Regions from separate parts of the Homo sapiens genome. Here region 2 is linked to region 1. Evidence: read pairs that join two places in POLR2A ChIA-PET (ENCODE). Cell type or tissue: PC-9. All regions are shown on one strand. Links, peaks and the distances in the headings refer to the core of each region. The heading gives the core; the rest is flanking DNA.

What was found. ChIA-PET counts read pairs that join two places held together with the same protein. Peaks named below come from ENCODE experiments on the same cell type or tissue, not always from the same donor. Only the 100,000 strongest peaks of a DNase experiment are listed, where the experiment ranks them.
Region 2: POLR2A ChIA-PET joins it to region 1 with 7 read pairs; 3 of 35 experiments call an interaction of 5 or more read pairs at or near these places.

Annotation. Positions count from the first base shown.
Region 1 is chr10:12,325,635-12,332,074 of GRCh38, forward strand. It overlaps the pseudogene RN7SL198P. Among named protein-coding and RNA genes, the nearest start is that of CAMK1D, 21 kb to the right of the region's middle. In PC-9, for the core only: no CTCF peak of the experiment used is centred there; DNase peaks (open chromatin) are centred at 2,097 and 3,567; H3K27ac peaks cover 1,441 bases.
Region 2 is chr10:12,682,847-12,691,643 of GRCh38, forward strand. The region is part of intron 3 of CAMK1D (calcium/calmodulin dependent protein kinase ID); the gene reads left to right. Among named protein-coding and RNA genes, the nearest start is that of MIR4481, 34 kb to the left of the region's middle. In PC-9, for the core only: no CTCF peak of the experiment used is centred there; no DNase peak of the experiment used is centred there.

The DNA of each region.
Region 1 (6,440 bases), core at 1,058-6,057:
GAGGTTGCAGTGAGCTGAGATTGTGCCACTGTACTCCAGCCTGGTGACAGAGCAACACTCTGTCTCAAAAAAAAAAAAAAAAAAAAAAAGAAATGTTCTAGATTCTAATGAAGAATGATGATATAGTTTGGATTAAGTATCTTGGACTGTTTTTTTTTTTTGTTTTTTACTTTATTTACTTTTTTTGAGATGGAGTTTTGCTCTGTCACCAGGCTGGAGTGCAGTGGCATGATCTTGGCTCACCACAACCTCTGCCTCCCGGGTTCAAGCGATTCTCCTGCCTCAGCCTCCCAAGTAGTTGGGACTACAGGTATGTGCCACCACGCCTGGCTAATTTTTGTATTTTCAGTAGAGACGGGGTTTCACCATATTGGCCAGTATGGTCTTGATCTCCTGACCTTGTGATCCGCCCTGCTTGGACACCCAAAGTGCTGGGATTACAGTCATGAGCCACGGCCCCCGGCCTGTCTTCAGTTTTTTGCATCGTACCTAAGTGTGGACTTTTACAAATTTATGTTGCTTGGGATTTGCTGGGCTCTTAAAAACTGTGAGTTGATGTCTGCCGTCAGCTCTGGAGAATTCCTGGCTATTATTTCTCCAAACATTGGCTTTGCTCCAGTATCTCATTCTTCTTTCTTTCTGTATGTCAATTAAATGTATGTTAGATCTTTTTAACACACTCTCCTTTTCATATTTTCCTTTGTTTTTTTTCTTTTCAAGCTGAATTCTGTATAGTTTTTTCTGACCTGTCTTCTGGTTCACTAATTCTCACTTCAGCCGAGATGATCTGCTATGAAGTCAGCCGTTGGCTTTTTAACTTCAATGACTGTATTTTTCAGTTTGAGAATTTCTAGTTGGCCATTTAAAAGATCTTTTATGTCATTTTCTATAGTTTCCTGTTGCTATAATTGTCAAGAGTAGCTTTTATGTTTCTGAAGGCGGTAAACAGAGTTGTTTTATGGCCTGTGTCTGAGAATTCTCATTTCTAAAGTCTCTGCGAGTTCGTTTGCACTCTTGGCTGTTCCTGCCATCCTAGCTCTTAATGCCTTGTTTTCTTTTTTCTCTCTTTTTTTTTTTTGTGACGGAATCTTGCTCTGTCATCCAGGCTGGAGTACAGTAGTGTGATCTCTGCTCACTGCAACCTCCACCTCCCTGGCTCAAGCAATCCTCCTACCTCAGCCTCCTGAGTAGTTGGGATTACAGGTGCGTGCCACCACACCCAGCTAATTTTGTATTTTTAGTAGAGACGGGGTTTCGCCATGTTGGCCAGGGTGGTCTCGAACTCCTGGCCTCAAGTGATCCACCTGCCTCAGCCTCCCAAAGTGCTGGGATTACAGGCTTGAGCTACCACGCTGGGCTGTGATGTCCTGCTTTCCTGAGTGCCTGAATTCTCTTAGGTGGTATCGGCCACTGCATATGTATGAATATATATATATGAATAATGGTGGAGTCTTCCAGAGAGGTTTTTAGCTGTGTCTGCCAGGCCTTGAGGCACCACCAGTCTGGAACCACCTTAATCCAAGTTCAAAGTTTGAGACTCCCGGACCGCCCAGACGATCTGAACTTGACTGTGAGCCTGAGGGCTGCATACTTGCCCTTCTCCCCAACCCTGAGGAGCTTGCTTGACATGGGGAGTGGTGTATCTGGATCCCCAGCCTTGGCAGGTCCTGGGCTCTGAATTGTGTTCAAAGCCTGTGAGACTATGGAAAGAATAGCTCATTTTCAAAGCTGTTTTTTTTTTTTTTCTTTTTTTCCAGATTGACAAATGCCTTAGAATAAAAGCTCTGTGGGCTGGGCAAACCACTTCTGGGTTTGTCCTGGCCTTGATTTTGGCAGATGTTTCTTCGCTACCTTATTATCATTTTGATGCTCTTAAGAAAACTAAACAAATCTTTCAGCCAGCTTTTAAGTTGTCTTTCGTAGGAGGGTTGATCTAAATTACTTAACCTGCTATTGGCAAAGGGAAAAGTACCAGGTGACCTAGGTTCAAATCCTAGGTGTGTCTATCACTTCCAGCTGGCTGATGTCAGCCAAGTTTGTTTCCTCATCTATCTGATGCACACAGTAAACCCTACCTACTTGACTGTGTGGCTGTGCAATTTAAAAGTGAACATTGTTTTTTGTAAAGGGGTGTACTCACAGGTTTGTTTATTGTTTATGTCCCACACTAGAATGTCAACTCCAAAAGAATGTCACTTCACTGGTATTTCCCCAACAATGCCTGATACATAGTAGATGCTCAATCAACATGGACTATAGGAAGGGTTACTTTGTAAAGATAATCAAGTACTTACCCAGGATACATGTATGTAGGCTGGGTACAGGCGCTCATGCCTGTATTCCAAGCATTCTGGGAGGCTGTTGTAGGATCACTTGAGGCCAGGAGTCTGAGACAAGCCTGGGCAACATAGTGAGACCCCCATCTCTACAAAAATAATTTTAAAAAAATTAACTGGGCATGGTGGCATGCACCAGTAGCCCCAGCTACTCAGAAGGCTGAGGCAGGTGGATCCCTTGAGCCCAGGAGTTCAAGGCTACAGTGAGCTGTGATGGCACCACTACACTCCAGCCTGGGTGACAGCAAGATTTTGTCTCTGAAACATTTTTTTTTTTTTTGAGACTCACTCTGTCCCCAGGCTGGAGTGCACTGGTGCCATCTCAGCTCACTGCAACCTCCACCTCCCTGCTCCAAGTGATTCTCCTGCCTCAGCCTCCTGAGCAGCTGGGATTACAGGTGAGCGTCACCACACCCAGCTGATTTTTTATATTTTAGTAGAGATGGGGCTTCGCCATGTTGCCCAGGCTGGTCTCAAACTCCTGACCTCAGGTGATCCACCCATCTTGGCCTCCCAAAGTGCTGGGATTACAGGTATGAGTCACTGTGCCCGGTCTGAAACTTTTTTTTTTTGAGACAGAGTTTGCACTGTCACCCAGGCTGGAGTGCAGTGGTGCTATCTCGGTTCTCTGCAAGCTCGGTCTCCCGGGTTCACGCCATTCTCCTGCCTCAGTCTCCTGAGTAGCTGGGACTACAGGCGCCCACCACCAAGCCCGGCTGTTTTTTGTATTTTTAGTAGAGGTGGGGTTTCACCGTGTTAGCCAGGATGGTCTCCATCTCCTGACCTCGTGATCCGCCCACCTTGGCCTCCCAAAGTGCTGGGATTACAGGCGTGAGCCACTGTGCACGGCTGAAACTTTTTTTTTTAAACCAAGCTTTGAACTTGGACTAAGGTGGTTCCAGAATGGTGATGCCCCAAGGCTTGGCAGATACAGCTAAAAAAAAAAAAAACCCCAAAAACAAAAAACAAAACAAAAAAATCCCAACATGTATTTAAAGATAAAACCATATCAGAAAACTGCACTCTTGGGGATCAAGATCAAATCTTCATATCAGCATCTACTGTGCAGAAGATCCTGTTTCCCTTTGTTAGTTTCTAAACCTGGTTGTTAGATTAATACAATCATTCTTACTTCATTTTAATTTTTTACTTGATATGATTTTTTTTTTGAGACAGAGTCTTGCTCTGCCACCCAGGTTGGAATGCAGTTGCACAATTTCGGCTCACTGCAACCTCCACCTCCCAGGTTCAAGCAATTCTCCCGCCTCTGCCTCCTGATTAGCTGGAATTACAGGCATGTGCCACCACACCCGGCTAATTTTTGTATATTTTAGTAGAGACGAGGTTTTGCCATGTTGGCCAGGCTGGTCTTGAACTCCTGACCTCAGGTGATCCGCCTGCCTAGGCCTCCCAAAGTGCTGGGGTTACAGGCGAGAACCACCGCGTTCGGCCCCTTGATATGATTTTGAACAGGATCTTTATCTTCAGTGAAAGGCTGATATTCCATTTCTTTATGGAAACAGTCTTGACTGTTTGGGCACTTGGGCTGTTTCCAGTTTTGGGCTATTAGAGATAATGCCAGCTTCTTTGTCAGCTGACGTCAGTGAAAATGGTGAAATGTGTCTATTGTCAAACCTTGACACTGTGTTCAGGCCCATTTCAGAAGTATCTTTCGGTGCTTGAAATTTGGCATCCTCTATAGTATAAACAAGATTAACAAAAATTGATTCCTTTGCCTCCCAAGGGAAAAACTCAGGCTATTTCCAAAGGAGATCAAAGAAGGATGTTCAAAATGGAATTCAGAGTCACTGTGGAATCTTAATGATAAACTTTGGTATTTCCTTTGACCAAAATTATTTTAATAAATGCTCTAGCAAACATTGCCACTGGTACATTTTTTTTTTTTTTTTTAACCAAGGAGTGATTTAGAAATGGTAAGGTGATTTACCTTAAGCCATAGAAGCTGGGGTGCTGACTGACTCATTCTGTATTCTTCTGCAGCTTTTTAGATAAAGAATTACCATAATTTTTTTTTTCTTTTTGAGATGGGGGTCTCACTCTGTCACCCAGGCAGGAGTGCAGTGGCACCATGATGGCTCACTGCAGCCTTGACCTCCCAGGCTCAAGCAATCCTCCCACATCAGCCTCCCCAGTAGCTGGGACCAAGGCACATACCATCATGCTCAGTTATTTTTTTGTATTTTTGGTAGAGATGGGGTTTTGTCACATTGCCCAGGCTGGTATCACTCTTGGCCTCAAGCAATCCTCCCACCTTGATCTCCCACAGTGCTGGAATTACAGGTGTGAGCCACCATGCCTGGCCAAGAATTACCATAATTTTATAATCAGAACAACTGAGTAACCGAAGTATGCTTTTATTTCATGCTCAAATAAAACTGATCAAGTCATCTTGTTTTTCAAGTGAAAATTCCTGACAACAACAGTAGCTACTATTTATTGACTGCCTTTGGTTTAGGTATTTTACAGTCACTCACTGTCTAATGTTCTTAAAACAACCTGGCAAAGTAAATACAGATGCTCTCTGACTTATATGATTGGGTTCTGTCCTGACAAACCATTGTAAGTTGAAAATTATGTTAAGTTGAAAATGCCTTTATTTCTTTAATTAATTATTTATTTGAGACAGAGGCTCTCTCTGTCGCCCAGCTGGAGTGCATCTGCTTACTGCAACCTGCACCTCCCGGGTTCAAGTGATTCTCCTGCTTCAACCTCCTGAGTCGCTGGGATTACAGGTGTGCGCCATTATGCCTGGCTTTTTTTTTTTTTTTTTTTTTTTTTTTTTTTTTTGAGATGGAGTGTCACCCTCTGGCCCAGGCTGGAGTGCAATGGTGCTATCTCAGCTCACTGTAACCTCTGCCTCCTGGCTTCAAGCGATTCTCCTGCCTCAGCCTCCTGAGTAGCTGGGATTACAGGCACACACCACCACCCCCAGCTAATTTTTGTATTTTTAGTAAAAACGGGGTTTCACCATGTTGGCTAGGCTGGCCTCAAACTCCTGACCTCAGGTGATCTGCCCGCCTCAGCCTCCCAAAATGCTGGGATTACATGCGTGAGCCACCACGCCTGACCAATTTTTTTAGTTTTAGTAGAGACAGGGTTTCACCATGTTGACCAACCTGGTCTTGAACTCCTGACCTCAAATGATCTGCCCACCCTGGCTTCCCAAAATGCTGGGATTACAGGCGTGAGCCACCATGCCCGGCTGAGAATGCATTTAGTATAACTAACCCACCCAACATCACATCTTAGTCTGGCCTACCTTACATGTGCTCAGAACGCTTACATTAGCCTATAGTTGGGCAAAATCATCTCACCCAAAGCCTATTTTAAAATAAAGTGTTGATTTGGGAGGCCGAGGTAGGTGGATCACCTGAGGTCAGGAGTTCAAGACCATCCTGGCCAACATGGTGAAACCCCATCTCTACTAAAAATGCAAAAAAATTAGCTGAACATGGTGGCACACGCCTGTAATCTCAGCTACTCGGGAGGCTGAGGCAGGAGAATTGCTTAAACCTGGGAGGCAGAGGTTGCAGTGAGCTGAGATCGTGCCATTTCACTCAAGCCTGGGCGACAAAGCAAGAGTCCCTCTCAAAAAATAAATAAATATGCCTGGCAAGGTGGCTCATGCCTGTAATCCCAGCACTTTGGGAGGCCGAGGTGGGCGGTTCATGAGGTCAAGAATTTGAGACCAGCCTGACCAATATGGTGAAACCCCATCTCTACTAAAAATACAAATACTAGCGGGGCGTGGTGGCGCACGTCTGTAATCTCGGCTACTCAGGAGGCTGAGGCAGGAGAATCCCTTGAACCCAGGAGGCGGAGATTGCAGTGAGCCGAGATTGCACCACTACACTCCAGCTTGGGCAGAAAGAGCGAAACTCTGTCTCAATAAATAAATAAAAAGTATTGAGTATCTCATGGAATGTATTGAACACTGTGCTGAAAATGAAAAGCGAACATTTGTATAGGTACTCGAAGTATAGTTTCTTTTCCTTTTTTCTTTTTTTTTTGAGACAGGGTTTCACTCTGTTGCCCAGGCTGGAGTGCAGTGGTGCAGTCATGGCTCATTGCAACCTCCGCCTC
Region 2 (8,797 bases), core at 1,940-6,939, 360 kb after region 1:
TTAAATTTTTTTTTGCTTTAACAGAAAGTTATTTTAATCTTTGGAAAATTTCTATTTTTAAAAATAGTGATTAAGTAAGATTCTTTTTTTTTTTGGAGATGGAGTGTCTCTATCTCCTAGGCTGGAATGCAATGGTGCAATCTCGGCTCACTGCAACCTCTGCCTCCCAGGTTCAGGCGATTCTCCTGCCTCAGCCTCCCGAGTAGCTGGGATTACAGGTGCATGCCACCTCACCCAGCTAATTTTTTTTTTTTTTTTGAGATGGAGTCTCGCTTTGTTGCCCAGGCTGGAGTGCGGTGGCGTGATCTCAGCTCACCACAACCTCCGCCTCCCCAGTTGAAGTGTTTCTCTTGCCTCAGCCTCCCGAGTAGCTGGGACTACAGGTGCGCACCACCACGCCCAGCTGATTTTTGTATTTTTAGTAGAGATGGGGTTTCGCCATATTGGCCAAGCTGGTCTCAAACTCCTGACTTAGGTGATTCGCCCTCCTTGGTCTCCCAAAGTGCTAGGATTACAGGTGTAAGCCACTGCACCTGGCCATAAAATTCTTTTTATAAGCCTACCAATATGATAAAAACCAATTTATCAATTCATAAATTAAAATTTTAGATATATGGTGCTAACTTCAGTGGCACTTTTTACTCTCAAGATGGACCGATGGATAATGTTACACTTGTTCTGTGATAGCCCTTCCTGTCTTTTTTCACTGTGCTCCTTATGTGGTTTTTATCATGATTTATTTTGCTCTCATTTAGTCTGTCTCTTCTGACTATGAGCTTCTTGAAAACAGGATCATTGTTTTAGTAATTTCGCATCCTTAAGGCCGAAGATGCACAATGCCTGGTACATAATAGGTTCATAATAAATTATGAAGTAAATGAATTTAGGAATCCAGGTGTGTGTGTGTGTGTGTGTGTGTGTGTGTGTGTGTGTGTGTAACATGGACTAATCTATAAGTACAATTTTTAAATTCAACATTATACCTTTATTTTCATCAACCCCTCCAATAACCACTTATTCAGACCCCTAGTGACTAAGCAAATGAGACTGAAAACATTTCAGGGCAACTAGACATGTTATTTTTCACTCATCATAGATGCATGAGTGCACTCTGAAAATGATGAGGTTTCATTGCATACAAATGTGACATTTAATGTCGTTAAAACATACAAATTAGGCCGTAAGGAATAGCAAAAATGAAGGACAGGGTATTTCTTGTCTTTGAGAGTAGTGATGTGTACAGACATCACTAGTATACACTTGCTACAGAGCCCAGCGGCCAGTTTGTGCTGCTTAAGACAAGTCAGAGAGGCCTGTGTGCAGGGACCCGGTTGCAGTGGTGTTTTCTAATAGTTAGCATTTTAAGAAGCTAACATTCTTCCTGGAACAGAGGAGAACTTTGAGTTTTGTGACATTGAGAACTTTGATGTTTTCGGTGGATGGATCAGTGATATCCAACGGCGTCTCTGTAGGGTCAGATGTGCTAAGAAAGGAGAGAAACTGTGTTGGGTCAGAGAAGGGGGTATCTCGGAAGTAGCCACAACCAGGATATTTTCTGCTGAATTATGCCAAGTCGTTTGGAAGAACAGGCTCCAGGTATTTTAGGTTATAAGCCCTTGGTTAGGCTCCTCAAAGAAGATAACTAATTTAAAAAAAAATGTATTCCTCAATATAGTAGAAGATGATCAATTCATGATCTAAATACTAAAAGGCATCCAAATCGTGGGACTGTTTTAACATAATTTTTAAGTGATCACTTATTTTTAAAAAATCACATCACAGTATGAATTGAACAAGTTCCTATAGCCGTGGTTGGTAAAGACAATGTGACTGGTCAGCTTCTTGTGTAAATATATATTATACATCCCTATTTGTAATTCTTGTAATGAAAAGAAAACACTAAGAGAATATATTCAGAAGATGTTGGGAGTTTGGCCAATTTTTTTTTTTATCATGGTGCTATTTATTTAGTGTCAAGATCTTTAAACTCTAGAAACAAAGTTTACTGTATAAAACAGGCAAACATTTATCCAGGGTGGTTCATATATAATGCTCCAACTAGAATTGGAGGAGAACAGCTGCCTCCTGAGAGTTCAACAAGGTCTGTAAGCAGATAATGTTTTTCAAAGGTTCCTAGAGTTAAGCCTTGTTTTCCAAAGGTCTTTAACAACAGCCATTACTGGCTGGGCGCGGTGGCTCACGCCAACACTTTGGGAGGCCGAGGTGGGTGAATCATTTGAGGTCAAGAGTTCGAGACCAGTATGGCCAACATGGTGAAACCCCGTCTGTACTAAAAATACGAAAATTAGCCAGGCGTGGTGGTGCATGCCTGTAGTCCCAGCTACTCGGGAGGCTGAGGCAGGAGAAACACTTGAACCGGAGAGGCGGAGGTTGCAGTGAGCCGAGATCATGCCACTGCACTCCAGCCTGGGCGACAGAACGAGACTCTGTCTCAAAAACGAACAAACAAAAGCAATAGTCATTACTAACTCTGCTGTACTAGAACCTTTAGTGACCTTTAGTTGTAGATAAGTGTTAGAACCATTTGGAAACACCAGATATATCTGAGTTTCTGCATCTTTTACAAGGACTCAGTACTGATGACTGTGCTTCTCAGGTTCAGAAGAGCCACCAGGACTCAATAATAGCTACAGTATTAAGTTGGGTCAAAGATATGCCTTCCTAAGAAGTACGACTTGCTTAGCCAGTAGGAAATTGACCCCAGCCCTTTATAAAGAGCCTGGGCTGTTCATCATCTGTTTCCAGGAATAGTTCTCCAGCTGCTGAATTATGCATATTTTTATTCAGAAAAGTCACCCTAGGCCTTCTCGCTGGTGATTCACTGTCTCCCTGTTCTCAATCATCCTGGGCTGGAGAGATTGAGAGAGAAAGGATGGCATTTTCGAGTGGAAACAAGTCATGGAAGATGAAGGACTGGCGAGCGCCTAGAGACAGACTCTCACTTTCAGAACAGATGAGTGGGCAGTCATGGGAATTTTCGGCTCTTCGGGAAAGTTGTGCCGGAGATTATGAGGATTAGGTGGGACTTCTCTGCCTTTTCTGCTCTGCCCTTCAAGTACATCTTACTTTGTTCCAGCACTTCCAGACTACAGCTGCCCCCTCTGCTATGGCCCAGAGAGCTGATACATTCACTGTGTAGATAAAGACACACAGTTTTCTGGATTAGAATCACAGTGGCTACAGTGAGAGCCTTGAAATGTACACCTACCAGCTGGAACAGCAGTAGTTGCAGGGGTTCATTTTCTTTCTAAGGCTCTTTGCTGCTCACTTTAGCCTGTTTGGAAGTTAACATTGTTCACACATTGACAGTCCCATCATCTGTGCCATATACATATTTAGGAATATGCCCTGGATGAGGTTACTTTGTACGTGTTGATATGGAACGATTGCGAAGATATGATGTTAATGAATAAGTACCATGCATGATGTTGTAGTAGTACATACTTTTTATTTATTTATTTATTTTTTTTGGAGATGGAGTTTCGCTCCTGTTGCCCAGACTAGAGTGCAATGGTGCGATCTCGGCTCACTGCAGCCTCCGCCTCCCAAGTTCAAGCGATTCTCTTACCTCAGTGTCCCAAGTAGCTGGGATTACAGGCACGCACCACCACGTCCAGCTAATTTTTTGTTATTTTTAGTAGAGACAGGGTTTCACCATGTTGGTCGGGCTGGTCTGGAACTCCTGACCTCAAATGATCCACCCACCTCGGCCTCCCAAAGTGCTGGGATTACAGGCATTAGCCACCACACCTGGCCATATATACTTTTATTTATGGCTTAAAACAGAGTTATATAGAAACATATCTGCTTATTTGTACAGGAAGTGTCCGGAGGAATATATAGAAAACTGCTAGGCTTAATTCTCAGAGGGAAGATTGGGTGTTTGGAGTGGGAAGCAAACATTTTTTACTGTATACACTTGTACTATTTGAATTTTTTACCATATTAAAAAAGATTAAACAGGCTCTATTTGTACTTCTTCCCATGGCTTTAAGGCTTAATTATAAAAATCACTTCCCAGATCCATAAAAACCTTTAGTTCCCTCTAGCAGACTGGATCTTTGACTACCAACCTCAAATAGTAATTATTTTCATACCACCAATAATTCTCACAGCAGTGAGAGTCAGTTATCAATATGACAAAAAAATTTCATTTTTCTGGCGCAATCAGAGCGTAAAATCTTCCTCTGTAGAGAGATATGATTGAGAGAAGGAGGTAGGTACAGGGATGTGTAATATACTTGAAATAGGAAGAGACCTGAAGTGGTCCACTCTCAGAACATATTCATTTTTAATATCAGCCTTCGTACTGAGCCCTTAATGACTTGGGTCTTTAATTATCTCACTGAACAATTTATGTTGATTCAGGACCAGCTATTCTCTTTGATTTATTGATACTATGCTCAGAAAAAAAAAAAAATACACAGCATGTTTTGACAAAGTGCCTTTTAACACAATGCCTCCTGCGTTGTGCCCCAAAACCATGTGCCAGAAATTTTTTACATCTGTTTTCTCCCTACTGGGTTTTACATTTGTAGTAGCTGAAAAGGTGCAGTTTGATTCCCGTTACGACTTCAATATATGATTGTGGAATCTCTGTGAGCTGACGAGCTCCTAATTTTGTTGTAATGTGAAGTGGCTGATGGATGGTGGTGATTGGCGTCTAAATTCTAACTAAATTATATTCTCACATGAGCAAATCTTGAAACCAAAGGCACATGATCAAATCATTAAACCAAAGGCATATGTACAGCTCAGAAGTGTCCAAGACAAAGGGTGGAAGGCATCACACTAGGACAGGAGGCATCATTTGCCCCAGTGCAAACAAGAGAGCCATGACTGAAAGCAAAGCCAGATCTCTCAATTCCGGAGACAAATCAAAAAGAGGGGATGCTGAAGTTCACAGCTGTTGCAGGCTACAGTGTCAGGAATTTTCCTCCCCATTGATGAGCTCTAAGGCTGTAATAGATTGTGCTTTCTTGCCAATATACCTCCTGTTCCTTCCTCCCAAGGTTCTCAAGGTCTCAGGAACATCTTGACTCATAAGCCCAAGAACAGCATGTTTCAGTGATCGATAGTCTTTGAGTATAGCCATAAATACAACTGATTAATGATCTGTATGTCTGATGTAGGTGTTAAAGTTAGTTGAAAACAATCGCTGCCTACTAAAAATGGGCATGACACAAAACAGGAGGGAATTAAGGCGAATGAAATATCCATTTAATGCAGGCTCTGCTGACAAAGTATTTCATGTTCTGATTTGTTTAGTAAGGTTAGGCAATATCCTTGTGACATGTGTCATTACCTTTTCCAGTCTACCCTTTAAGGACCTATTTAGTTCTTTCTCCACCTGAAGTCTCTCCTGGGTACTGGGTGAACACGTGGCTTATGGTTACACCTGTGGGGCTGGGTTGGCAAAACTCTGCTTAGTGTGAATGACTGAATCTTAGTGTCGTAGCATCTGGAACATAGTTCTGCTTTCATCCCCAAAAAACTAAATCATTTATTGAAATATGATTAAATACAAACCAATCTAATTACTAACTTCTCTTTAGCCTCTGGAAAAAAAGGTACATATAGGAGAGAAAGATTTAAAGAATTACAAACAGGTCAGTAGAATTTGGGGCCTTAATTTTACCAGTTTTTTTTTCTTGCCATGTTTGCAGAGAAAACTCCTTGTGAACCCTAAGATCCACAAAGGAGGTCGTGACGTTGTGCAGATCCTTCAAGGGCCTAGAATTCCTTTAATTTCCAAAACGCTGGCAGCATTAGTTTAGCCTCAGATGTCTCTAAAATGAGTTACATTCTTTTATTTTTTATTTTTTATTTTTTTTGTGACAGAGTTTCGCTCTTGTCGCCCAGGCTGGAGTGCAATGGCGCGATCTCAGCTCATCGCAACCTCTGCCTGCTGGTTTCAAGAGATTCTCCTGCCTTACCCCCTGAGTAGTTGAGATTACAGGTGCCCTCCACCATGCCCGACTCATTTTTGTATTTTAGTAGAGCCAGGGTTTCACCATGTTGGTCAGGCTGATCTTGAATTCCTGACCTCAGCAGATCCACCTGCCTCGGCCTCCCAAAGTGCCGGGATTATAGGCGTGAGCCACCACGCCCAGCCCATTCTTTCAGATTTTTGAGAAGGTGATTCAGGCTTCTGAGGGAGAAAATATTAAGTTCCCTTCTCTTCAGTCCCATAGAATGCTTAGCAGCGGGAGGATGGTGTTCTACCCATTGCCTTCCTGCTTCATACAACTTGGACTAAACTGAAAGGAAGGACATGATGCTCACTCTGTTGGGGTGACTCTCTGTTGTCTCAGGAGGTTTCCCTAAGCAACCAGCTTGGGGCACCAACTTTAGTCATTTACTCAGTTCTCTCCTCCTGCCCACCCCTGCTCTTTCAAGCAAAGCTGAAACGATATTAATTGGTTAAGTATACTCATTAACTAAACAAACTATACTCTTTAGTAACCTATTTCGCCTGTTAGTAGTTTGACCACCTGCTTCATAAAGAAGTCATGTTTCTCTCTCACCCTCATCCCACATTTAAAATGCATTTGAACAGAAAACTCAGGTAAAAGTACCCGTGAAGTGGTTTTCTCACAAGAGTAGATATTAAGAATTGGTTTGAACTTGCCGGGCGTGGTGGTGACACCTGTAATCCCAGCACTTTGGGAGGCCGAGGCGGGCGGATCACCTGAGGCCAGGAGTTGGAGACCAGCCTGACCAACGTGGTGAAACCCCATCTCTACTAAAAATACAAAATTAGCCAGGCCTGGTAGTGCATGCCTGTAATCCCAGCTACTCGGGAGGCTAAGGCAGGAGAATCGCTTGAACCCAGGAGGTGGAGGTTGCGTTGAGCCGAGATCATACCATTGTAGTCCAGCCTGGGCGACAGGGCGAGACTCCACCTCAAAAAAAAAAAAAGAAATGGTTTGAACTGAGCCTGCTATTTATAATTTAAAATGTCTTTATATTCAGCTTATTATTAAGTGGGGGGAAAATGAGGTCTATGTTGGGTGAATTCATTTTTATGGTTCATTCTGGTTTGGAGTTCAACCTTTGATTGAAAGGTTTATACAAAGTAAACAAGACATTAACATACGGAGGGCTGTCATGTACAGAGATTGTCGGTGCTGGCAAATATTTATGTTGTTTTGTGACTTGGTGTTGACAGTAGCACTGTCCTGTGACCTGAGTACGGCCTCGTGCTCTGTGGCTGTGGCTGGTCATTTCTCTTCCATCTCCGTGTGGACCTGATAGCTTCACTCAGGCCTTGTGTTGAACGCCTGTCTCACATGACTGTAGACCTGGTGACCCAGAGAACTGCCAGAAATATGTGTAGCCACCATTTATGGAGTACTTCCTGTGCCAGCCATTGTTCCATATACTGTGTCTTGACTCATTTCATATCTCAGTATCTATTATGGAGGTTGTTAATAAAAGACCATGAGATTTGTGGAGGAAGAGTCATTTTCTATAAGAAACAATCTGTAGATTGGAGAGACGCAGCCTCCAGTGTAAAACAGAAGCACAGCCTGTAGAAGGGAGGGCGAAGTTGTTATTTATGCCTTACGAGACCTGTCTTATGTACGTATTTAGTAGATTTGGGAGAAATCTGTGAATATTTATGAGGGGGGTCAAGTGCCTGTGTAGTAGATAAACATATATGTAACACACATCTCATGTTCACTTTGAGGCTGTGTTTTAGCCTCACAGTGAGGTAGAATTTGGCTCCTATGTCAAAAGATGAACTGCAGACGCACAGTTTGTGTGCAGTCTCTCTAAGCTGGCTGAAACTGGCCTAAGGTCTGTGACTGTTTATGAGGAAAGATTGTTTATAAAGCCATGAGGCCAGTCCTCTGAGTTGTTGCAGGACTGCGTGGTGCGGGGGTGAGGGTCATGGGGATTGGGAGAGCTGGTGTCAGGCAGTTGGGGGCAGTTGGGAAAGTTTTCACTGTGCTTGTTTTGACGATGTTTTTTAGTAGCTGGTTTCTGTTTGATTACAGAAAAGAAAGCCTTGTGGCACTTAGTAACACGGGATACGTGACCAACCCCTCACCCTGTTATGGCCACTAGGTGTTGTTTTTCATCTGTCATTTTAGCCACAGGGAGCCCTTTCTCTCTGTTGACTGGGGGCGTCGTTTCACAAAGTCAACTCAAGTCAGAGATGACAGGTCAACACCATAGTTCCATGATGCAAACAATCACACCTGCGTGGCTGAACCATGAATCCCTGAAACGGCAAAGAGGGTATCTGGAAACTTGCTCTTTCTTTCCCTCAACTTACTGAAGACTGACTGTAAAGGGATGCTTGCAACTGAAGAAAGGCTGGGGTGGGTGAGCTTTCTAGAAATTGGACTGCTGCATGAAATAGTAGGAAATAGGAAGGCAGCCTCCAGTGTCGGTATCAATTGGCACTTGTTCATGGGGAGGGAAACTCTGTGGACGAGAGAGGTTGGGTATCTGCTACAGGGCTGAAGTTTTCTATATATATATATATATATATATATATAAATATATATATATATATATATATATAAATATATATATATATATATTTTTTTTTTTTTTTTTTTTTTTTTTTTTGAGTGAGAGTCTCGCTCTGTCGCCCAGGCTGAATTGCAGTGGTGCGATCTCAGCTCACTGCAACCTCTGCCTCCGGGATTCAAGGAATTCTCCTGCCTCAGCCTCCCAAGTAGCTGGGATTACAGGTGCCCACCAGCACGTCCAGCTCATATTTTTTGTATTTTTAGTAGAGACAGGGTTTCACCATATTGGC